5 separate regions of the Mus musculus genome follow, and all the other regions are linked to region 1. Evidence: chromatin loops called from intact Hi-C (ENCODE). Cell type or tissue: left cerebral cortex. All regions are shown on one strand.

What was found. A loop is a pair of places that touch in the nucleus more often than their neighbours do. Peaks named below come from ENCODE experiments on the same cell type or tissue, not always from the same donor. Only the 100,000 strongest peaks of a DNase experiment are listed, where the experiment ranks them.
Region 2: a loop joins it to region 1, with 4 times the contacts of the local background. A loop is called at or near these places in 8 of 42 quality-filtered maps.
Region 3: it touches region 1 in a loop (4-fold over the local background); 19 of 42 quality-filtered maps call a loop at or near these places.
Region 4: a loop joins it to region 1, with 2.9 times the contacts of the local background. A loop is called at or near these places in 2 of 42 quality-filtered maps.
Region 5: it touches region 1 in a loop (4-fold over the local background); 3 of 42 quality-filtered maps call a loop at or near these places.

What each region holds. Positions count from the first base shown.
Region 1 is chr13:64,312,631-64,317,630 of GRCm38, forward strand. Prxl2c (peroxiredoxin like 2C) reads right to left here and starts at 80. Exons shown (of 6, transcript NM_025370.3): 1 at 1-80. The coding sequence starts at 54. Gm31128 (a long non-coding RNA gene) reads right to left here. Exons shown (of 3, transcript XR_382570.2): 3 at 3,920-4,025. In left cerebral cortex, CTCF peaks have their summits at 211 and 3,033 (motif pointing right); DNase peaks (open chromatin) are centred at 149, 1,597 and 3,037; H3K4me3 peaks cover 723 bases; H3K27ac peaks cover 485 bases.
Region 2 is chr13:65,110,808-65,115,807 of GRCm38, forward strand. Mfsd14b (major facilitator superfamily domain containing 14B) reads right to left here and starts at 2,175. Exons shown (of 12, transcript NM_133680.3): 1 at 1,697-2,175. The coding sequence starts at 1,810. In left cerebral cortex, a CTCF peak has its summit at 2,666; DNase peaks (open chromatin) are centred at 1,386 and 2,187; H3K4me3 peaks cover 1,725 bases; H3K27ac peaks cover 1,197 bases.
Region 3 is chr13:64,366,933-64,371,932 of GRCm38, forward strand. Ctsl (cathepsin L) reads right to left here and starts at 3,588. Exons shown (of 8, transcript NM_009984.4): 1 at 3,304-3,588; 2 at 2,096-2,232; 3 at 1,184-1,306; 4 at 928-1,074; 5 at 1-160. The coding sequence starts at 2,221. In left cerebral cortex, no CTCF peak of the experiment used is centred here; DNase peaks (open chromatin) are centred at 2,346 and 3,488; H3K4me3 peaks cover 2,263 bases; H3K27ac peaks cover 1,272 bases.
Region 4 is chr13:65,276,568-65,281,567 of GRCm38, forward strand. It overlaps Zfp369 (zinc finger protein 369), which reads left to right and starts at 2,287. Exons shown (of 8, transcript NM_178364.5): 1 at 2,287-2,420; 2 at 2,694-2,773; 3 at 3,695-3,821. The coding sequence starts at 2,405. In left cerebral cortex, a CTCF peak has its summit at 2,732; DNase peaks (open chromatin) are centred at 1,972, 2,150 and 2,688; H3K4me3 peaks cover 2,298 bases; H3K27ac peaks cover 1,677 bases.
Region 5 is chr13:64,901,152-64,906,151 of GRCm38, forward strand. It overlaps Cntnap3 (contactin associated protein-like 3), which reads right to left and starts at 2,737. Exons shown (of 24, transcript NM_001081129.1): 1 at 2,596-2,737. The coding sequence starts at 2,689. In left cerebral cortex, a CTCF peak has its summit at 2,905 (motif pointing left); a DNase peak (open chromatin) is centred at 2,852; H3K4me3 peaks cover 813 bases.

The DNA.
Region 1 (5,000 bases):
GCTCGGGACCCGGCCTGCGCAGCCGCTGACCTGCCGCGTCACCGGCGCGGCCATCGCGGAGGAGGGCGACCGCTCAGGTCAGCCACCGACCGCGGGGGGCGGGGTTAAGGGGGAGGGGCGGGGCTGAGACTGGAAAGGCGGGGTCACGAGGGTGAGGAGGGGACTGGAGGCGGGGCCACGCGGGGCCGACCCTTCGGAGGCGTGGCCACAAGGGACGCTACGGAGCTACAGAAGGAAAACACTCCAAACCGTTCTTCCAGTTTGAATACCAAGGGAGGGGACAGTGCTATGGGAGGTGCGGCTGAGGCACTCCCTCTTTCTACTGCCTACAACACTTTCCAATAAAAATCATATTCTTTACAGTCGTAACACAGGAAATGCTGAAGAAGGACTGGAAAGATAGATCAGGGGTTAACAGCCCTGGCTTATCTGGTAGAGAACCAGGGGGTTCAGTTTCCAGCATCCACATAGCAGCTCACAACTCTAGTCTCAGGGTATCTGATACTCTGGCACCCACAGTAGGCACTGTTCAGAGTGCCTACTGCTCTGAAAGAGGACCCAAGTTAGATTCTCAGTTCCCACATCAAATGTTCATAACTGCCTGTAACTCTTGACACTTTCTTGGGGATTCTGCAGGCATCTGCACTCACACAGAAAGAGTGACAGAGGAATGGAGAGAGAGAGACAGAGGAGGAGTGGGTGGGGAGGAAGAAATTAAAAATAACAGTTCATTAAAATTTTTAGATTAATAGCTGAGGCTGTGGTGGTGCACGCTTTAATTCCAGCACTTGGGAGGCAGAAGCAGGCAGATGGCTGAATTCGAAGCCAGCCTGGTCTACAAGACAGGTCTAGGACAGCCAGGACTACACAGAGAAACCCTGTCTCAAAAAAAAAAAAAATAACAAATAAAACTTAAATTACATTTTATTTATTTTGTGTGTGTGTGTGTTGTCTCTTTGTGGGTATATACAAGTTCCTCTTGTGTGTGGAAGTCGAAGGACTTTTGGAAGTTGGCTCTCTGCTTCCATCGTGTGGATCCCAAATATTGAACTCATGGCAAGTGCATTTATCTACAGTGCCATCTCCCAGGCCCAGCACCTGGCATTTGTAATCACCGCCTTACATTTCCCATTCTGTATTCCCTTTTCCCAGAGAAGCCACTTCAGCTGGTTGTGGGTCTTTACCCGATACAGTGACCAAACTCATTTCCATTGTCTTTAAACATTCTATGGGACAGCCTGTTTTCCAGACACTTCCTTAGTCCCCTGTTCTCCTCAGTAATCAGGACCAGTCATTGTAGGCAGAGCAGTAAGTCCCTTCTATGCCTGTTTCTTCAAAGGAGACCACAGAAACAAATAAAGCACGCACAAAGAGTGCATACAAGAAAGAATTCCTAACACAGTTAAGGCTTCTATCCTGTAGGTGGGTTCTATTTGAGTCAACCTTTGATCTCGGTAACAAATTTTGCATTTTTACTTCAGTCAGCTCTGTATTCCTCTGTCTAAGAATTTGTATTGTACTTACTGTATGTGCGCATGTGGGCACATTGTGACACTACCTGTGTAGAGATCAGAGGACAACTTGTGGGAGTCAGTTCTGTCCTTCCATCACGTGGGGCACAAGAGATTGCATCCAGGTTGTCAGGCTTGGCAGTAGGTAAGCAGAGCTATGTCCTGACCCAGTTTCTTTCTAATAAACAAAGCACTTTAACTGTAGAATGTAGGGATAATCTCATGTACTCTGTGGAAGTATCACTTGTCAATAAAAAGCTGAGGCATGATTAGAAGATGGGACATCTGACAGAGAGAGAGGAACTCTGGGGAAGAGTTAAGTGTAAGAGATTCACTACGTGGACTCGGAGGAAGTCAGACGTATAAAGCTGAGGAGAGGTAACGAGCCAGGTGACAGACATAGGATAATATAAACTGGATAACTGAGCTATGAGCTTAAGGCCTAGGCATTTAAAAATAAATGATAATCATCTGAGCTGTTATTCTGGAACTAGGGTTCGGGTGGAAAAGAACACAGTAATAGTAGAAACTGTCTGGACTCTGGGTGCTGTCCTTGTTGCACTAACTCTGAAGGAGACATTGACCTGTGTGTTGTTCTCTATAACCCCAAATCATGAAGTCTTCCCAAAGATAGCTGACATGTTAGGACAAAACAAAATCACAACTTACTGTTCAGAAGTCAGATAAAATATTATATGGGTTTATGTGAATTAATCCAGCATGGTGGAAAATGTGATGGATCAGAATTTGTTGGGGGTGTTTTCATGCACTGTGTATTCATGTGCACTTGATTCATGTGCACTGTGATTCATGTGCATTGTACTCATGTGCACTGTGTATTCATGTGCTGATTTCTGTACCCAGAGATCTGACTGCAGTCTAGACTTTGGAATGACTCAGTATTTTGTAAAACATTGTTCTCTATCAACTCCTGATTGGTTAAATAAAGAGCTGACTAGCCTATAGCTGGGAAGGAGAGAGAGAGGATAAGGTGGGATTTCTGTGCCTGGACAAAGAGAGAGAGGGGGTCTCAGGTAGAAGGTGGAGAGTTCTATCAGGACATGAATGAAGACAGAGAATTGGAGTAAGATGGCAGGTAACAGGCTATGTGGCTCAGAAGTAGGTCAGGCCAGCATAGTCAGGTTAGAATAGCTTGAAATCTGCCCAAGTTAGTGCCTGAAGATTTTCCTAAATATGCCACGTCTCTGTGTCATTACTCCAAACAAAGGAGGGCATAAAAAACTGTACTTTTGCAAGAATTCTTGTTCTGTTTCACATACCAGAGTGGCTCACTTAATGAAAAGATAGCAGTCAACATGGTATGAAGAACCAGCTTTTTACACACAACTGCCAGGTGCAATATTTTACAAAGAGGCTGGCGAGATGTCTGAGCTGATAAAGACCCAAATGGGAGGAGAAAACCAACTTCCAGAAGTTGTCCTCTGACCTTTACACATGTGTGTGAGAATAGAATGTTTTACAGAGAACTTTGTTGGTGTTACTAGAGATAAGGCCACTAGAGGGCACTGTTTACATATAAGTGGAAAACTTATAACCGCACATTTATTTGTTTGGTTACATTTTGGTGGGACCAGGGTAGCTCCTCTACTGCTTTGCACCCATTCAAACGAGTTCCTTTCTACATTTCTGGTATCCAGATAGGCCAGAGATCCCTAGAATTTATGGACTCTAGTCTTGTCACCCCTGACATCATTTCCTGTTTTCCTTGAAGCTGACCTCTGACCATACTGAAATCCTGCACTTGCCTAATTTCACCTGCTTGCTCCTCCTCAGAGCCTTTGACACATGGCCTCTCTTCTGGGAAGGTACTGACCAGGTGCTGATGTCATTCTCCTTAAGTCTTGGTTCAGTTATTCCTCAGTGAATAACTGTATAATTTACTAATGCATTTCTTTCTTTCTTCCTTCCTTTCTTTCTTTCTTTCTTCTTCCTTTCTTCCTTCTTTCTTTCTTCCTTTCTTTCTTTCTTTCTTTCTTTCTTTCTTTCTTTCTTTCTTTCTTTCTTTCTTTCTTTCTTTCTTTCTTTCTTTCTTTCTTTCTTTCTTTCTTTCTTTCTTTCTCTCTCTCTCTCTCTTTTTTCTAGACAGGGTTTCTCTGTATAGCCCTGGCTGTCCTGGAACTCACCCTGTAGACCAGGCTCGCCTCCAACTCAGAAATTCACCTGCCTCTGCCTCCCAAGTACTGGGATTAAAGGCGTGTGCCACCACTGCCCAACTGCATTTCACTTTTTAAAAATTTTTTAAATATTCATTTTATTTATATGAGTACACTCTAGCTATCTTCAGACACACCAGAAGAGGGTATCCAATCCCATTACAAATGGTTGTGAGCCACCATGTGGTTGCTAGGAATTGAACTCAGGACCTCTGGAAGAGTCAGTCAGTGCTCTTTACCACTGAGCCATCTCTTCAGCTCTTACCATTTCTGTCTCCGGTAAAATATGACACCTTTCTGAGGGGATCTATTTCAGTCACTGCTCTGCCTTCCACTGCACCTAAAATACAAGTTGGTACATAATGGGCATCACTGGGCTCTTGTTAAACAAATGGCAAGACAAACCAATACCACATTCCACCCTTTCCACTTAGGAATCGAGGTTAGAGATTGTGTTGGGACAATGAATCACAAGGGACAAAGTGATCTACAGAACAGACTTGATATCCATGTTTTACTTTATTTGCTATGTGTGTGCACATGTGAAGTCAATCCTGGGTGTTATTTCCCAGGAGTGATCTACCTTGTTTTTCGAAACAAGGTTTCTCTCTCTCTCTCTCTTTCTGAGATCTGGAACTCACCAGGAAGGCTACATTGGCCAGCTAGCAAGCCCCAAGCACTGAGATTATATGTACCTATCTTCTTAGGAAGGTTCTAGGGATTAAACTCGAGTCTTCATGCTAGTATGGCAAGCTCTTTATCAACTGAACTATCTCCCAAACTCCTGAAAGAAAATTTTATAAAGAATATATTCTCAGGGCTGAGAGATGCCTCAGTGGTTAAGAGCACATTGACTGCTCTTCCAGAGGTCCTGAGTTCAATTCCCAGCAACCACTTGGTGGCTCACAACTATCTGTAATTGGATCTGATGTGTGTATGAAGCCAGCTACAGTGTACTTTTTTATATAAAATAATTCTTTTTTTTTTTTAATTTGGTTTTTCGAGACAGGGTTTCTCTGTATAGCCCTGGCTGTCCTGGAACTCACTTTGTAGACCAGGCTGGCCTCGAACTCAGAAATCCGCCTGCCTCTGCCTCCCGAGTGCTGGGATTAAAGGCATGCGCCACCACATCCGGCTAAATAATTCTTTTTTTAAAAAAATATATTCTCTAGGGGCTGGAGATACAGCTCAATTGATAAAGTGGTATTACATAAGACCAGGTGTGGTGGTGCATATCTGTAATCCCAACACTTGAAAGCAGGAGGATCCTTCCTGAATTATAGGCCAGAAAGTTCAAGGCAGATTGGGACTATAC
Region 2 (5,000 bases), 800 kb after region 1:
CTTTAATCCTAGCACTCGGGAGGCAGAGGCAGGCGGATTTCTGAGTTCGAAGCCAGCCTGGTCTACAAATTGAGTTCCAGGACAGCCAGGGCTATACAGAGAAGGGATGGGATGAGTGTACGAAGCAGAGATAGGAGGATCCTTGAGACTCACTAACCAGCCAGTCTAGAAAGGCTGTGAGCTCCACGTTGAAGGAGCTTTGGTTTCAAAACATAAGGTTTCAAAACATATGTGCTCTTGAACCCACACACAGTATACATAAACAGTAAATATATAAAACAAATTTAAAAGAGTCAGGTAGAAAGAAATAGAGAAAAAATACCCTACACTGACTTCTAGCTGGCACATTCCTTGGGCTTGGCTTGGCTTGTCCACTAATTAGTACTGTCCATCCACTAGTGGAAGCCAAGAAGGTGAACTGGTAATTTAGTTTCATTTAGAAAGTAAAGTGTAACCTATTTAATGAGAAAAACCAATTTTACAGAAATTACCCCACAAGGTAAGCTTTCTACATTAGAAAAACCTTAGCTTTGGGAAAAAAAATTATCCCCCTATGCTTCTTCAATACATGACCATTTAACAGATCAGGCACTGAGTGGTAAAACTCTGGTAGAATCAGGACTAAAAGCCAGCTCTACTCTAGGTCTAAAACATCAAGGAAATGAGCCACAAGAATGCAGACAGAACAAGACTTTAAGGTCTGTACTTGGCAGACTTTTGAGAGTTGCAGCAATTTTGTACCTAGTAAGCCCTTACTAAAATATACTATGTGATATAGTATGTGGTTCTGTTTTACCTCAAAATTTTTGCATGTTTGAATTTTGACTTGAGATTTCATTCTGCATACTACTAATTCTCTACCCTCCCAATTGTACCAAAGATGAATTCACACAGTCAAGTATGCACTTGGAACCACTTAGTATTCTTTAACAGAAATTAAATATGCAAGCTTAAAAACAGGAAAAACACATGACCACACATATCATATTTAAATAAATTCCTATTTCTCATTGAACAAACTTTCCCATAGTTGCAAGAGTTTGTACTCAATTCACTGCAAAACTTTAAGTTTTAAGTCCTAAGTAGATCCTTCCCCAAAAATCCTTTTTATACTTATGACTGAAGAAATGACATTAGTCCCTGTGCTTAGTTTCCAACCATTAAAAGAAGAAGAAGAAAAAGTGGCACTGGTAAGGTCTGTACTGTGAATCCAGGTCAAGGAAAATAAGCCTTCCCTAGCTGTCAAACTCATCTCAACTTTACATGTCACTAAAGGAGATCAGGCTGAACTTTCACCTTCAGGTACAGAGATCTTCAGCTTCCTCTTACTACACTAAGGCCACTTCTGAAACCCAGAGGAGGAGGAAGTATCAGGCGCCTCCCACTTTGACCTCCAGCATCCCTGTAGGCAATTCCGGAGACTGCGAAAAATGAAGGCTTTAAGACAGACTGACACACACACACTGTCTAAGTTGCTGTGGACAAAATCTGTGCCCAGAAGATTTCTGTCAATTTGCACAGAATTATATCCAAATTATATTACTGTCCCGCGTCTGGTGGCTTTTGAATCAATAACCAAATCTCCTAGAGGTTCGTCTGGGGAGGAGTTGATAGGAAAGCCAGCTTTTCAAAGAACCTGGCTCTCCTAGAACAGCCACAATCCCAGAGTCCCTGTCCGAACCCAGTCAAAACTTACCCAGCTGCCGCTCGCGGCCTGAGCGCTCCCGCGCTTCTCAGGCATGGTTGACGCCTTGGGTGAGGCCACCGCCTTCCACCTCGGCTCCTCCGGCGACTCCCCGTCCGTGCTCATGCCGCCGTCATGCCAGAGCAGGTTCGGAGCGCTCCAAGACACTGGCGACGCCGCCACTGCGGCGGCGGGGCCCGAGCCTTCATGGGCTCCGCGATCCGCAGCGGCCTGCCGCTCGGGCGGCGGCGCCAGTGGCGACACCGGCTGCTGAGAGGACGCCGAGGCTGGATCCGTGCAGGAAGCGAACAGGGCCCTCAACTATTCAGTGGTGGTCGTGAACACAGGACCCCGACACTGGCAGTGAGTAGTTTTCAGTAGCGCCCGAACAGTCGGGAGACGGCGTCCCGCCCGGAGAACTCAGCAAAGGCAGCTCCCGCCTAGAACGCCCACCCCTCTCCAGAAGCTCGGGCAAGCTCCGCCCAGACTGCGTAGCGCATCAAAACTGCGTCATCTTCTAGGGACTCCAGGCCTATAGATTTTAACGGAGACTGGAAGGACCCAAAGCGTTCCTGATTGGATTAGACTGCCCGCGAGTCCTAGGGACTGTTTACTCCTACCCCGGGCTAGAATTCCAACTGCACGTCATCCCACCTTCCCCCTTTTCGTGGGTTTTAGGGATCTGACTTGGGTCCTTAGGTAGCATAGGAACTGAGTTCTTTCCAGCCCCTACCCCAAGTAAATGATTTTTTACTAGATATTTTCTTTATTTACATTTCAAATGTTATCCCCTTTCCTAGGATGATAGTTATAAAAAGAACAAACTGACACACAGCCCCTGGAACTGTAATCCTGCAATGGGGAAGTGGTCTACAATTGACAGGATTTCAGAAGCCTCCAACCATGCACTGATTAACAGAAAATTACACAGAATATATTGCTCAGTGGTAGAGCACTTCCCTGGTATTCCAATAGGCTCTAGCTATGCTCACTCCCCAGAGGCAAGCACGCACGCTCGCACTTACTAAACCTAGAACTTTCTTATCCACAATCTCAGGCAGATTGTCCTCAACCCTTCTTCATATATGACCCAGGCTGGCCTTAAATACATGTTGATGATCTTGCCTCAGTTTTCCATATGCTGGGTGTCGGTTTAAGCCACCACACTGGACATTGTTCTTAATTGTTAAATATAACTGGAGACAGAATGTTTAAACAAGTCAAGCACATTTACAGATTTCTGTCATTTTTGTAAATTATATTGTTAATCTCACAGACGTGAATCGAAAGATCACCAACCCAAATTATGGCCAGTTTAAAGCAAGATTTATTGTGTACAAACCAGAGACAAATCAGCAGCTGTCTCCCCCTAAAACGGGGTTCACAATACCAGCCCCAAGCCAACTTCTCAAGCCCTTTATATAGGGCAAAACCATGGGGTGGGGGATTTTGCATGGAATCGTAGATACAGAAGTGAAACCAGGTGGTCAAGGTTAAAGTGGGTCATGGAACAATGGGTATTGGTATAGAACATTCTCAAAAACAGGTAGCTGGGGCGGGAGGTATTACAGTACATTCTATGGTTACTGGGCTAGGGTGCAGCCCATCTCTGAGAAATATATAAACTTCAAGTTTTATAGTAAACAGAAACTTAACTTGGCTATAGACTCGAATTGAGATGGGCTGGCTTCTCAATATCCTTTAATGAGCCTAAGTTTTCCTTCTGTTTCAACCATGTTTTGTTGATTCTGAGCCTGCCCTCTATACTACCTACACAAAAACATCTAATACCATTTGGTTAAAATGCCAGCCTGGACCTCGTGTCTTTCAGATATTCTTTGAATAAATTCCAGTTTGTGAAAACTCAAATTGAACTGCAATGATTTAAATGTAACCTGGAGGACTGGAGGGATGACGCAAAACTAAAAGCACTTGCTGTCCTTGCAGAGGACAGAAGTTCTGTTCCCAGCACCAGCACCAGTGTGGCATCACACAACTGTAACTCAAGATTTGGGGGTCTGACACACTCTCTGGCCTTAGCATATACATGGTACACACACACATACACACATGCAGGGAAAACATGTACACATGCAAGTATATATAACCATGTTTGATGCCTTGATGTGTAGTGTTGGGACATGAAACTCATCAAGTGCACCACCTTTAAGCCATTTTTATTTTTATTTATATACATAAGTCTGAGTGTTATATGGATGTGTGATGCACATGGGTAATCATGGATGCCTTTAAAAAGTGGCCTATTCCCTGGAGGTAGGGCTACTGGAAGTTGTGATCCACCCTGCATAGGAACTGAGAACTGAACTCCTATCTTGGGAATCAAACTCAAATCTTCTGAAAGAGCAGTATGGGCTCATAGTCATTAAGCAATCTGTACAGATTTGTTTCGTTTTGTTTGTTTATCTTTGGAGCTGGAGTTAACTAAGTAGCCCTAGCTATCCTGGAAATACCTATGTAGATTAGGCTGGCCTTGAATTCACAGAAGTCTACCTACCACTTCCTCCTGAGTGGGTGAATAAAGGTCTATACTACCAGGCCTCACCACTTCTTTAAAAAAAATAATAATAAATAAATAATAATAAATGAAATTAAATTTATTGCTGGGTATGTTGTTTTATGTATCTATGTGAGTACAGCTCATGTGTGGAGGTTAGAGAAGAACTTTTAGGGGTTTCTTTACTTCTTTCACCACATGAGTCCCTAGCATTGAACTCAGGCATTCAGGCTTGGAATAAATTTCCTTTTTCTCTAAACCATCTCGCTAGCCCTTTATGAAATAATTTTTTTAGAGATTGTTTATTGTATGGCATTTAAATCATGGAAATTGATTATGTTCTAATTCAAGTGAATACCATGTATTCCACATAATTTGGCATCTTATAGAATTAGAAAAATAATGATTCTCACTAACCAGTATTACCATGTTTGGTCCAGGAGTACTCTGTATTGACTCATGACTTAGATTCATATTAATAAAAAGATACACAAGAGGAAACATCTCTTTCAGCGTGGAAAATAACTTTGGGTTAAAAAACAAAATGAAAATTATTTCTTCTCATTAGATTTCCGCAGATATAGATAGAGAGAGAGAGATGATATAGGTATAGATATAGGTATAGATATAGACACTACTCTTATTCTCAGAACATGAATTAATATCTTAAAATTTCAACATAAAAAGTATGGAGAGAGGGCTGGCGAGATGGCTCAGTGTTTAAGAACACTAACTGTGCTTCCAGAGGTCTTCAATTCCTAGCAACCACATGGTGGCTACAACCATTTGTAATGGGATCTG
Region 3 (5,000 bases), 54 kb after region 1:
CAAAATCCATCAGGCCTCCGTTACAGCCCTGATTGCCTTGAGCGTGAGAACAGTCCACAAGGTTCTGTTCACTCAGTGAGATCAGTTTGCCGGTCTTAAGGAACATCTGTCCTTCTAGGCAACCCGATGCGCTAAACGCCCAACAAGACCCGCACTGGCCCTGAAGAGAGAAAAAGGCTTGTAAGAGAAACAGCACAACAGCCTTTATACATGCACACTTTTTGTTTGTTTGAAACAAGGTCTCTATGTAGCCCTGGATGGCCTAGAAATCGCCCTGTAGACAGTATAGCCTTGAACTCAGAGATCCTCCTGCCTCTGCCTCCCAAGTGATGGGATTAAAAGTGTGTGCCACATCTCTCCCCACCCCCAGATATATTCATACTTAAAAAAAAAAAACAAGCCGGGCGTGGTGGCGCACACCTTTAATCCCAGCACTTTGGGAGGCAGAGGCAGGCGGATTTCTGAGTTCGAGGCTAGCCTGGTCTACAAAGTGAGCTCCAGGACAGCCAGGGCTATACAGAGAAACCCTGTCTCGAAAAAAACAAAACAAAACAAAACAAAAAAACAGTAAGACAGGAATCTGGGTAGGGCAATGTATGCCTGCAATCCACTAGAGAGATTAAGGCAAGAGGATCCTGGGTTTGAGGCCAGGCTGGGCTGGGCTGGGCTAGTATTGTGAGATCCTGTCTCATTCAGGATCCAAAAGAGCAGACAAAACAAAACACTGTGGTCAAGGCTAAAGCACAGAGGACAGAGTCTCATGGGGCCTGGCTCCTCTCAGGAGTTACTACCAGTTGATGGCTGCTGGGGGAGGGTAATCAAATCATTATCTTTAGTGATGCTGCACTCCCGCCCCTCCCCCACCTCGAGTCTCTTCCAAGTGTGGACCCTGGGGATCAAACTCAAGACTTCTCCCAGCCCTCATACCTGGTTCTTCACAGGAGTCACACAACCCTTTTCTCTCCAGTCCACAGACTTGGGGATCTTAAGCATCAGCGGTTCCTGAAAAAGCCTCCCCTTCTTGTGCTTCTGGTGGCGGTAGCCATTCACCACCTGCCTGAATTCCTCATTGGTCTTCCGGGAAGGGAGAAAAAAAAAAGTAGAAAAGGTGAGATAACTTTGTAGAAAGAAAATGGAGGAGAGGGCTCAAGAGTTCAAGAGTTCGCATCATGTCCCCACTCACCATGTCACCGAAGGCGTTCATCTCCATGGAAAAGCCGTGCTGCCCGTTGCTGTATTCCCCGTTGTGTAGCTGGATCATTCTCATGTTCTTCTCCCATATCGCTCTCCTCCACTCTTCCTCATTCTAGAGCAAGCACAGAACTGGCAGTTTTCATTTTTTGTTAATAGACAGGGGGAGCCAGATGTTGGCACAGGCTTTTAATTCCAGAGGCAGAGATGGTGCTGGAGAGATGGCTGTGTTTAAGACCATTTGTGGAAGACTCAGGTTTAATTCTCAGCACTCACATATGTTACTTTTTTTGAGACAGGGTTTCTTTTCTGTATAGCTCAGGCTGGCCTCAAACTCAGAAATCTGCCTGCCCCTGCCTCCCAAGTGTGCCACCACTGCCCGGCCATATGGTACTTTCTAACTAGTTCCAGAATGTACACAATACCCAGACATAAGTGTGGTATATATCACGAGTGACATATATCTCACTAACTAAATCTTAAATAAAAAAACCAATCCATCTGACCAAATGGATCTACTGGAACAGGAACAGCTACACACTCTGAAAGGCACCACTCCTCCCGAAAACACACAAAGGGATGTATGTGCTCTACTCTGCTCACAATGGATGTATGATTGGGCTATTCCTGCTAAGAGCTGGCCTCTAGAGACTACTCTCTGGCTATAAACTTCTGAGGGTTAGAGAGGGGGGTTGTGGGGGGAGAAAGAGGTGGGCAGTGGTGGCACATGACTTAAATCCTAGCACTGAGTTCACAGCCTGGTCCACAGAACAAGTTCCAGGACAGCCAGGGACACACAGAGAAGCACTGACTTGGAAAAACAAAAACAAAACCCAACCAACCAAACAAACACTTCCAAGGGCAAGGAAGACCATTCTCTCTAGACAATGTAAACACTACAAACCGTGCCATACAGTCTTCTGTGTGTGGACTTCCACTGGTGCCACTCTGCACTAAAGGTTTGATCAAATTTTGGAGTAGCTAAGGCTGTTCCCAAGCAGAGGACAGCCAAAAGGAGTAAAAGATTCATGGTTCAAACACCTAGGGAAGGAAAAAGAGGAAATGAGAATCCCACGGAAGCTTTCTCTTTTAAGGACAGTTTCTCATGTAGTTTAGGCTTTAAACTTTTTCAATGACCCATCTCTCAAGTTTAGGGATCCATGAGCCACCAGCCCAGCAGTAAACCGTTCTGAGTTGAAGCATCCTTGCACGTGTTAACAAATGTGATTATGAGTGGAGAAAAACAAGTCAGGAATTAATCTTTGGAGGTTCCTAGACTCTAGCTACTGAAACAAAAACAGCCTAGTAGTCATTGGAACAGGGGTAAACCCTTTTCTCTTGCTTTTTTTTTTTTAAGGATTTATTATTATACATAAGTACACTGTAGCTGACTTTAGACGCACAGAAGAGGGTGTCAGATCTCATTATGGGTGGTTGTGAGCCACCATGTGGTTGCTGAGATTTGCACTCAGGACCTTTGAAAGAGCGGTCAGTGCTCTTACCCGCTGAACCATCTCGACAGCCCCCCCCCCACTTTCTCTTATTATAGCGCCACGGTAGTCTTAAGTCTTCCGATATTGTATGCGTCAGAATCTTAAGAGGACAACTGGGTCCAGGTCATTTATTGACAAGTATTAGTGACCCCAAGTGGGCATACAGGAGTACCCAGAGGGTGGGTTGCCACCACACACTTTAACGCACAGCTGCACATCAGGCGAACTGAAGCCTCAAGGCGATGCCTCCTTATGCGATCTCAGTTCGGGTTAGGGGCCAAGCTGGGCCCGTCCGGGGGAGAGGGGGATGGGCGTCCGCTCCGCGCTCGCGGCCACCGCCCGCGAATGTTATGGCGGCACAAGGAGCCCTGGGTCCCGTGACCAGCTTGAGGGGGTCCCGCTGTCCCTACGGGTCCCGGCAGCCCGGAGTCACATGACCTGATGAAGACCCCGCTCGACAACAAGGGCCTATCACTTCGGGGAGGCCGAGGACACATCCTCGAGATCCTGGCCCATCCGGGGGTCTCCAGTCCGGGTTGCAGATGCTATGGTTCCCACATTCTAGATTCCCCTACCTGCCCTTGCTCGGGAAGCCTTTAAACCCGCGGGGGTCACTCACCTGAGGCGGCTAGCTGCGCACAAGAAGTCTGCAAACTCGGATCCCCGGAGGTCGCCGAGGTCCGAGAATCTGGAGGAACAGCGCCGGGCTCAGGCTTTAAAGCCTCTCAGGCTACAGCCCCGACAGGGCCCGCCCCCGCCCCGTCATTGGCTATGCCTGCCTCGGGGCGGAGCCTGCGGGAGTCCGGGCGCGTGACGCCGCCGGGTCGTAACCTGTCCTGTGGTGCAAGCCTTGGGGCGAGGCTGATCCACTTTGGAGGGTCCACGCCAGCGTGGTGCCTTGGTTCTGTAAGAAAAGCGTAGGAAAAAAAAGGCCTGCTGTGGAATTTCCACCTCAGCCATACCTTTCCTTTTGTATGAAAGTTGTAGATTAAAATGTGCAGGGTGGAGAGTTGCATAACCCGTGGTTTCTGTTTAACCCACAACAATGCTGATGTAAGTGGAAGAAGACAGAGCGGAGGACAGAGTCACCTCTCCAGGGTCTGGCTGGACGGGTGTCCATAGAATTTAGATCAGCACGTGGCTTCTAACGCCGCACTTCCTGCCTTACCTATACATGGATTGTTCCTTAGGAGCATTTCTCTCAAGTCTGGTAGAAATTCTTTTCGTGGCAGGCGGGGACGCGGCGGTGGGGGTGGGGTTGTAGGATGGTGGCTAGAAAAGAAAAGAAAAAAAGCGGTTGAGAACGATGGAGACTGTTTTCCTACTTTACATTATGAATTGTTTTTCTTACTTTCAATTTTTTTCTTTCTTTTTCCTTTTTTTTTTTTTTTTTGTCTTTTCGAGACGGGGTTTCTCTGTGTAGCCCTGGCTGTCCTGGAACTCACTCTGGAGACCAAGGCTGGCCTCGAACTCAGAACCGCCTGCCTCTGCCTCCCAAGTTTTGGGATTAAAGGCATGCGCCACTTCTGGAATTTGATAAATTCGCTGGAAAAGATATAAGTATGTGTTTGAGATAGGGGTTATAGGGTTTAATAATGTAGACCAGGCAATCACAGGCATCCTGGTTTTGCCTCTCAAGAGCCGGGATTAAAGCTATCTCCGAGCTATCCGCTTTAGTTTCCTCTTCCTCACTCAAGAAGAGTAATATTTAATAGAAGGCTGTAGTTGTGTAGCTTGAAGAAATTACTTGGATAGAGAAAAAATATATATACAGGTATAGGTAAGATTGAAAGAAAATAATTCGGTAAAGTGTAATTTTTTTTTAGCCATATAAGATTTTTTTTATTGGCTATTCTGTTTAGAAGCTTTATAATATTTGAGTTTGGTTAATTTCAGTATGTGATTTTTAAAAATTTGTATTGTCTTTTTTTTTGTTTTGTTTTTGTTGTTGTTTTTGTTTTTGAGACAGGGTTTCTCTGTGTAGCCCTGGCTGTCCTGGAACTCACTCTGTAGACCAGGCTGGCCTCGAACTCAGAAACCCGCCTGTCTCTGCCTTCCAAGTGCTGGGATTAAAGGCGTGCGCCACTACTGCCTGACTTGTAATGTCTTTTATAATAGTATTTAAAATATTTTCTGAGACAGGGTTTTCAGTGTAGCCTTGGCTGTCCTGGAATTTGCTCTATAGATGAGGCTGTCCTCAAAACTCACAGAGATCCGCCAGCCTCTGCCTCCCAAGTACTGGGATTAAAGGAGTGCGCCACTACCTCCTGGCCCTAAAAGAAGTATTTTTTTAAAAGTGATTTAAAAGATCACGTT
Region 4 (5,000 bases), 960 kb after region 1:
AAGAGCACTGACTCTTCTTCCTGATGTCCCGAGTTCAATTCCCAGCAACCACATGGTGGCTCACAACCATCTGTAATGAGATCTGACGCCCTCTTCTGATGCATCGGAAGATAGCTACAGTGTACACATATACATAAAATAAAATTTAAAAAAACATTAAGAACAATATGTAGTCTATTTTAGCCGTAAGAATAAGAAGCATGACCACAGTTAGACACAGTGTTGCCAACCCTATTTAGAAACCTCAAAGGAATACATAAACCCTGGGTTGAGAAGGATAGGTCGCTAGGCTCTAGGCATCAGTATGTCTGGATCCCAAATAAGACAAGATTACATAAATCAGAACAGAATATAAAGAGACCCTAGGAATAGAATACTAGACAGTATAAGGAACACAACAGAATTCTTTGTTGTTCTGAGCTGTCTAGAGTTACAAACATACCAAATTATGATCAGGGGCAGACTTCAGGTTCCCCCAATCTAATCTGCCAATAGGAACAAACCTAGTCACAGGTTACCTAATAACTGGCATTACCAGAACCCACATCCTCTTGATGTGTATCGTACAAATGAATCCCTGTGTGTGATCAAGCCAGCTCAGTCAGTCAACAGGGTCTCAAGGGAGGGAGTGAGGATTGAAAAGAAAAAGACAATTAGACTTAATACCACTCAAACCTGTGCAGAGGCTGAAGTGGGTTTATTTTTCTCCAGTCTGTTTTTATGCCATTCTAAGTACATGCAGAGAATAAGGTCAGTTTTCAGTCAAGGAACAAACAAGGCAATAAACAAGGTCCCGTGGTATTCAGGGACTTACAAGATGATCAAGATCTTGAGCCTACTTTCTTGTCCTAGCCCAAAGTCAAATTCTTGCCTGAGCCTACTTCTGTGTTCTAGTCTAATGTCAAATTTCTGCCAAATTCCTAGAAGCTGCCCTAAGAGCTCTCCATATGCATGGATATTTACAGTTAGCCTCCCTGGGACTGAGGGTAATTTTAATTCTCCTCATACATCTCTGATCCTCCGTGTCCCTTTGTAACTGGTCTTTGCTACTTTGTCGGTTCTCTTTTTCCTCCCATTATTATCCTTACCCCCCTTTCTACCCCCTAACACTAGACAGGAAAGGAACAAGAGTAGAGGGGAGAGAGTGATTAGGAAGATCCCCGAATCTGATTTCTTTTCTCTTGCTTCTCCTTTGGCCTCAGCTACTAACAAACTACAACCAACCTCCTCCCTATACAACCAACAACTGGCCCACCCCAGCCCCCAGCCTATCGGGCTCTAACATTTATATACCCTCTGAAAAGTTCCCAGAGTTCCAAATATAACACAATTACCAAAACTCTGCTGCAGACAGAACCGCGATTCTGCTAGAGCACAAGGCAAATAAATCATGGTCAGTTGCTTCAGGCAGTCGGAAGCAGCCCTACGTCCCTATACCCGGAATCAAAATAAAAGCACCTTCTTATAATATTTGGTTTTTTTTTTTTTCAAGAAACCAAAATTCTAGAATTTTCACTACATCCCTTCCTCTGCTGGGGAAAACTGGAGAGGACATTTAGTGTAGCCTACCATATCCTTCAAGTCCACCAGGTCTCCACACTTACCACCTAAACGTTGTAAGACCATACAACCCTGCCTAAACCATACAACCCTGCTCACTCTACAGATCTGGACGCAAACGCCTGTCCTCTCATAGAAACGAGTAAAATTTTAATTCCAATGCCTAATGGCTTTCTGTTTCTACGGTTTAGTCCTTTCTTCCTCTCCCTTTAAGGACACCGCTGAAACTACAGCACGATTGCATTCTTTTCTCCTTCCCCTAAGGAAACTCGGTTAAATGACTTTGTCTTCTCTTGCCTTCGACCCACAGCCAGTCCCCATCCGGGTCCCTCCCCTCTACACTAGTCGAGCTGTGTATTCTGTGTGTCCCCTCCTTCCGCCCTCCTTCCGCCCTCCTTACTCTGCTACAAGGCGAGCATCCCCCAGCCGATCTAACACCAGCACTTCTTCCGGTTTGTCCAAGTTCATTTGCTCCTGTTAGTGGGTTCGACTCCCTCCTAGTCTCGGTCTCTGTCCACGGAGATGCTTAGCATCTTAGTAGCCTCCTTCAAAGGCTTCATCCTAGTTCTTTAGCAGCCAGTAGCAGACGCTTACGGACTTCGGCTTAGCCTGCCAACAGGAAGGACGCCAACAGATTGCCGCCGCTCGACGTCCGCGGGGGCGCCTGGGAGTTGTAGTCCGGACCAGCGAGCCGACTCAGGGGCTAGACCGACAGGCAAGAGCCATTGTGTTTATCGCAAGCACTCGTAACGCTGCGTGAAAGCCCGTCGGGGACAACTCCTATCTTCTGTTTCATTTGCAGCCTCCGGAGTCCAGTGTCGGCTTCGTTAGTGGCTCCACTTCTATGGACCCCGGAGAAGGTGTGTAGTCGTGGGTCCGGATCCTGAGGAGGCATCCCGTTCTAGATGGGGAACACGGTTTAAGAAAACCGACCGCATTCTGGATTGGAGGACATCAACCATCCCCTCTCGGTTAGAGGGGAACCTGTTTTGTAAGCTTATGGGAGTCGGGGAGAGGACTCACTGGGCACTTGGCAATTTTGGGGCGGACTGGTTATGTCCTGCAGAGGTCGGAATATGGGCAGAAGTGGGGGAGCCACTGGGCACATTCCTTAGTGCCTCTTCCACCTTCAGGACGATCAGCATTCTGCCTCCTACCGCTAGAGAACACTGAGGACAGTATGGCTTCCACGCTTCCAACAACCTGGCCCCATGTGAGTAAAGGCTTCTTTTCAGCTTTTGTGACGGCTCAGGGGCCGGCTAGTGGTGAGATGTTTGCTCTCAAATACCCTAGAGTTACGGGAGGAGTTGAAGGACTGCCCAAGAGGGGGGTTAGAATAGAAGAAACAAACAAACCGATTTCTGAACTGGAACTGGCAAGCCAGATTGAGGCAAGCCAGATTGAAGCTTTTCAATTCAAAAACAAAAAATGTTTCTATTACATTTATTTTGTGTGTGGGTATGCACATGTGTGCTATTGCCTGCTTGTGGGCACCTTTCCGGATTGCTACCCTTCTTTCAACATGAGTCCTGGAGATCAATCAAACTCAGGCTTGGTAGCCTTTACCCACTGAGCCATCTCACCAGTCCTTTTCAACTTTTTTTTTTTTTTTTTTTAAAGCTGGGGATCTGGCCAGGCTTTGGTGGCACAAGCCTTTAATCCCAGCACTTGGGAGGCAGAGGCAGGCCCGATTTCTGAGTTTGAGGCCAGCCTGGTCTACAGAGTGAGTTCCAGGACAGCCAGGGCTATACAGAGAAACCCTATCTCGACAGAACAACAACAACAACAACAAAAGCTGGGGATCTGGTTGAGAGAAACTGACAGGTGTTAGAAGATAAGAGGCTCATGTTTAGTTTTCAGCAGCTACTTTAAAGAAGTGATAATTCAAAAACAAGAAAAGAGGTATAGATGGGAGCCAACAGTCCTATCCCCTGGTTAGTGAGAAATGAACAGGTTTTCATAGACCACAGTCTCACTTGTCCCCTGATTAGTGTCAGACCGATTTGCTCAAGGATTCAGACAAAGGAACATGAGATAAGTAAAATGTAGCTGGGTCATCTTGCTCAGCCTTTCTATTTTTCTGACACCATGGAAGAGGAAAACCTGCGGCTGAACTGCATCTTATGGCTTTTAGGAATCTGTGAAGTTTGAAGATGTATCACTGAGATTTACCGAGGAAGAGTGGGCACTGCTAGATCGCCAACAGAAGTGCCTGTACAGGGAAATCATGATGGAGAACCTCAATAACATGATTTCAGTAGGTAAGCCAGGCTCCACTTTAATAAACACTTGTTTGGGTGGGTGCAGCACGCTTTTAATTCCAGGACTTCAGAGGTGGAGGAGGATTAGAAGTTCAATGCCAGGCTTGACTCTACCTGCCCCCACCCAACTCTGACATTTTCTTTTTTTTTTAAATTTTTTATTAGATATTTTCTTCATTTACCCCTGTACCCTCCCCTCACCCTGCTCCCCTACCCACTCACTCCCACTTCTTGGCCATGGGATTCTCCTGTACTGAGGCATAAAAAGTTTGCAAGACAAAGGGGCCTCTCTTCCCAATGATGGCCAACTAGCCCATCTTCTGCTACATATGCAGCTAGTGACACGAGCTCTGGGGGTACTGGTTAGTTCATATTGTTGTTCCACCTATAGGGTTGCAGAACCCTTCAGCTCCTTGGGTACTTTGTCTAGCTCCTCCATTGGGGACCCTGTGTTCCATCCTACAGATGACTTTGAGCATCCACTTCTGTATTTGCCAGGCACTGGGATAGCCTCACAAGAGACAGCTGTATCAGGGTTCTTTCAGCAATATCTTGCTGGCATATGCAATAGTGTCTGTGTTTGTTGGCTGATTATGGGATGAACCACCGGGTGGAGCAGTCTCTGGATGGTCCATCCTTTCATCTTAGCTCCAAACTTTGTCTCTGTAACTCCTTCCATGGGTATTTTCATCCCCATTCTAGGGAGGAATGAAGTATCCACACATTGGTCATCCCTCTTCTTGATTTTCTTGTGTTTGGCAAATTGTATCTTGGGGATTCTAAGTTTCTGGGCTAATATCCACTTATCAGTGAGTGCATATCAAGACACTTGTTTTGTGATTGGATTACCTCACTCGGGATGATATCCTCCAGATCCATCCATTTGCCTAAGAAGTTCATAAATTCATTGTTTTTAATAGCTGAATAGTACTCCATTGTGTAAAAGTACCACATTTTTTTATATCCATTCCTTTGTTGAGGGACATCTGGGTTCTTTCCAGCTTCTGGCTATTATAAATAAGGCTGCTATGAACATAGTGGAGCATGTGTTCTTATTACCAGTTGGAACATCTACTGGGTATATGCCCATGAGAGGTATTGCTGGATCTTCCTGTAGTACTATGTCCAGTTTAATGAGGAACCGCCAGACTGATTTCCAGAGTGGTTGTACAAGCTTGC
Region 5 (5,000 bases), 590 kb after region 1:
TTTCAGATGCCTACATTGACTTTTTTTTTTAAACTGGTACTCAAGATGGTCTCACACATATATAATACCTTTGGGTATTATATAGTTTAATCTAGAAGAATTTTTCTGTCTCAAAGATAATTTAGAATAAATAAATGTGCATTGAATATGAGAATACTAAAAGCTGGTCAATTGAAAAAGAAAATCTCACATTTGCACTGAAATTTTCAGTGTTACCCAGAGCTGGCCTGGATCAGCCAAGTTCACTGGCAAGATCATTTGAACACGTATGAGTGTTCACCAGGGTTCATCTCAGATGCTTCCTACCCTTTCCAGAAGGCTCCTTGTAAAAGGGAACAGCTTAACTTCTTTTGGCTTCTTAATCCTCCATTGGATTCTAAGCCAAGTATTGTCAATGCAACCAACTCTGCAAGTGAGAAGTAATCTTTAACTGTGGAACAAAACATATCCCAGAAAGATTTTGCTGAAGGGACCCTGATATAGCTGTCTCTTGTGAGGCTATGCCAGTGCCTGGCAAATACAGAAGTGGATGCTCACAGTCATCTATCTATTGGATGGAACACAGGGCCCCCAATGGAGGAGCTAGAGAAAGTACCCAAGGAGCTGAAGGGGTATGCAACCCTATAAGTGGAACAACAATATGAACTAACCAGTACCCCCAGAGCTCGTGTCTCTAGCTGCATATGTAGCAGAAGATGGGTGGGAAGAGAGGCCCCTTGGTGTTGCAAACTTTACAAGCCCCAGTACAGGGGAATGCCAGGGCCAAGAAGTGGGAGTAAGTGGGTAGGGGAGAAGGGCGGGGGGAGGGCATAGGGAACTTTCAGGATATCTTTTGAAATGTAAATGAAAAAACTATCTAATAAAAAATTGGAAAAAAAGAACCTAGAAAAGGTAGTGCTGCTAAGGCCTTCTTGCCTCTGTTCTCTTTTTCTCAAGCTGAGACTCTTGAAGCTCTTTATCAAATAGTGAAAGTGATCTCTAGCGATTTATCATTATGCGTTTTACTAGCTGGTTGTTGAATTACTTTATTGTGATTTTATTTCCCTTACAAGCGATTCATTTCTTCTTCATAGGCCCTGTCATAGGACCCTTCAAATTGGGTTCTACGTTTTATTAGCAAAGCCTTCCTATGAGACAAAATTAAGCTTTTAACTTTTTTTATAATTTATACAGAGGTGGGATAAATTTTGTAAATTAAGACTGTTGGATGTGAAAGGCATGAGTATAGGTGTTCAATACAGGGACTGCACTATCAGCCGTGGGCGTTATCTCAGCTTGAGGATTCAGGGCACGAAGAACTCTGGAGTATGGCAGACTTCATAAAGAAGGTTGAGGTGAACCCTGAGAGCTGCCTCCAGGGGATCCTGCCCTTCAGTGATCTGTATTTCTAAATATGACAACTAGCTTTTATTAGCTGATTCAATGAGGTTTGGACTGAGAGGAGTGAAAGCAGAAAGGAGGAAAAATGTGAATAGTTCCAATCAGGTGGTGACACGGATGGTCGTGGTTAAACTAAATGGGTAACAAAACCAAACCAAAAGTGATGAATCTGAGAAAGGGACCAGTAGGAAAGGGGTGTGAGCGACGTCATTGTTAGGATATCAGGTAAAGTTTCTGTGGGGAGAGGAGCCAGAGTGCATTATATGCATACATGGGACTGTCAAAGAAAAAAAAAACTTACTTTTAAAAAGTTATTTTTTTAATTCAAGGAGGAATATATTTTTAAAATTCTAAACTCATAGCTGAATTAAATCAGTAGAATTTTAATTGAGGCATATTTTTACATTTTCGTGAAAGATAAAAATAAAAGTATTGGGTTTTTCTGTACTATCTGGATTATTATTACTCCACTAAAATACTGACCATTCTACAAATAAAAGCATGCTAGATTTTTGCCAAATCAGAAACACAGCACTCCGTGACAAAATTTTTAAATGTAAATGTTGACACATAGAGAATGACTAGCAAAGTTTTGTCTTTAAACAATAACTTTTACTATTAGAAACAACCTGTTCTGTGAAGAGAATACCCACGTGTTTTCCCCCCCCTCTGAGCAATTTGAGCAGGGTGCCAAATTTGGCCTATAAAATTTAGGCTGATCTATAGCTGCTCCATCCCTGCAGTATTTAAGAGTTAATTAGCATCTTAACTCTGAAGCTACCAAGGTCTGCAAAACTGTATGCTGGTAGCAGCTAAACTGATGCAGGATGATGTAATGCCTGCCAGTCATTTCTCTGATGGACTTAATTCCTGGAAATTGTTCCATTCAAGGGGAATAAATGATAGTGTTGGCCAATTAATTCCTAACACATGGGTCTTTCTGTTTTTATGAAACATTCACCCCCTTAGTGATTATTCAGATATATAAATAAATTCAAATACACACTATGTATTTTAGACCCTCTCAGAAGATGAAAGTCTATCGTAAATAAATTTTAGTTTTTCAGGTTGCAACTGAATAGGGTTTATTTGAAACCCCATTTTTATTTTTCACCAGCCCTATGCTCTGCTATTCGGATTCAAATTAAACCAGGAATTAAATGCAAAGTTTTCCAGATAGCCTAGAGCAAGTTTTAAGCATTTTGCTGTACTTACGTGGATCTCCTGCTGCTACTAGGGGCAGGGTCTGAACAGACAGCAGCAGCAGAAGCAGCAACGCATCCAGGAATGCTCCGTTGACCCGTGCCATGATCACTTTGGGCTCCAGAAACTCTATAAAGAGAGCAGCAGCTGCTTGGGTGGCTTCAGTGTCCTGCCTGGCTTCTGACAACCCTCCCTGCTTGCCGGCTTTCCTCTTGCAACTCACAGGCTGCTATCCCTGCTCTGGCAACGTAGAAGCCAGAGCCTCTGCTCCAGCTGCACACAATCCCGATCCCCGCGCTGCGCGTGTAAGGACCGCCACCTTGCGACGACAGCCTCTCCAGCTCCAGACTATGTGACTCCCTACCTGTCCCAGAGGTACGAGCCCTGGCTCTCCCAACTTAAGTCCCTGAAGGTGGCAGATATCAAATGCTAGTCTGAGAGGACATAGGAGCTTCTGCTCACTGTCTTGGTAGCTATCCTCAGTTCATTCATGCAGCTGCCTCTCTCACCTGGATGTATGCACTGGACTCTGGGGACCACCTGACTCATTTTTGAACACACGCGCGCGCACACACACACACACGCACACACACACACACACACACACACACACACACACACACACACACACACACACACACACACACAAACCTGCCATACTAGGACAGCTGTTTGCAAAGGCCAGGTGTTATCACCTTGGTAATGGACTGCAGAGAGTACATCTAGGGTTGACTCTGCTCTGTTTCATATCAAAAAACAATGGGCCAGAAAGGACTCTACAGATGCATACAGAAGCGCTCTATCTGAAAGCTCATGGGTCAAACTGCTGGTAGGCAAGTCTGATGAGACTCACTTGTTAACAGGGTTTTTGTTGTGTTGTCCCTAATGTCTAAGCACCTGCCCCCGCATCTTTTTTTTCCCATTAAATTTAATCTTTGCCAGCACTAAAATATTTTTTTCAGCACATGATTTCTTTTTTCTTTTTTTCTTTTTTGCACTAAAATATTATTAATCTTGATTTCTAAGTGTCTCTTGAAGTTTTCACCTTGAGGCAGATGCCTTACTACCTTCATCTTGGTCAGGTCCTCCAGTAAGGTACGTGAGAAAGGTCAGGGAAGTGTGCACACACACACGTGCACACACACACACACACGCACGCACAGAAAGTTGTGTAAAAATGTCATGACACTTGAAAGTTACTTGTTAAAACTTAAGAGAGTTTACTCTGGCTTAGGCATTCCCTCCTTGAATGGTAGGTCCTGTGTTTCATCTTTTTGGTAGGATTTTACTCACATATTACTTTTTTATGGGATGATGATCTCATAAATATTTACAGCTTGAATTAATTATATAAAGCTGCTTGTACATTATAACAAATACATTCATTTTTTAAAATAAATTCTTGTCCGGAAACAATGTTCCTGGAAATGAAGAAACTATTTCTAGAAGGAAAAAAAATGTAATATACTAAGTGTATTCCAATGTATGTTAGAATTTATAGTCCTTCAGTTTTAAGTTCTGAAGATTACATTGGAATCCCTAAAAGTGTAGCCAAATCCACTGGCACTTCAAGTCCTAAAATGGAATTCTACTCCAAAAATGTGTTGTATCTCCTAGAATTATTTTTTAGAATATCTTTCTAAGCAATGCAATGTGATCTTAATATAAATTTTCAAGTGTTGATACTATTGGATTCATAAAGATACAAGACAGAAATCACTCAGATGATTTACAAATGAAGAAAGTAAAGGCTAAGACTACGTATAGGTCAGCTTCGCATTACAACAGCATCTGAGACACTTAGGAAAACATTTTGACTCAGGAGTCTGTGACTGCTGTTGTCCAGGACTCTGAGAACAAGCTTTTCTTCCATTTCTTTGAAATGAAAGTTATTTTATTTTCTGAATATTTTGTGCTGAATATCTGAGAGTAACGTATGCAAAGTATCATTGCCTATAAATAATATGGGATCAGCAAATTAGTTATATTGCCATTAATTAAAAGAAACCCCTACAAATAACTTTTCAAAGATGGATAATAAGCAAGAGGTGTCTTTCCATCACCACTGCCCAATTAAATATAATTTTCTTTGTCTCAAAAGGGTATCCCTAAACGCTGTTTCCCAGTAGAATCTTTGTTAAATACTGGCTGTTCAGACTTTTTATGCTTCTAGAATTTCTCATAGCACTGTAGACCAGAACTGTACTGGAACAGTTTCCACATGAATAATAAATAAGGTGCACAGGGTGTGGTTCAGAGAGTCTGTGCCAATACAATTATTCCCCTGGTTGTCCAATATGGATCTATAAAAGTTTAATATCCTGCAGTAAACACCTAAGTATACTTACTATTAAATGTACATTCCTAATCTAGTAGAAATTCTACTTGTTTGGTTTCATGGAATTTACCCTGTCTAA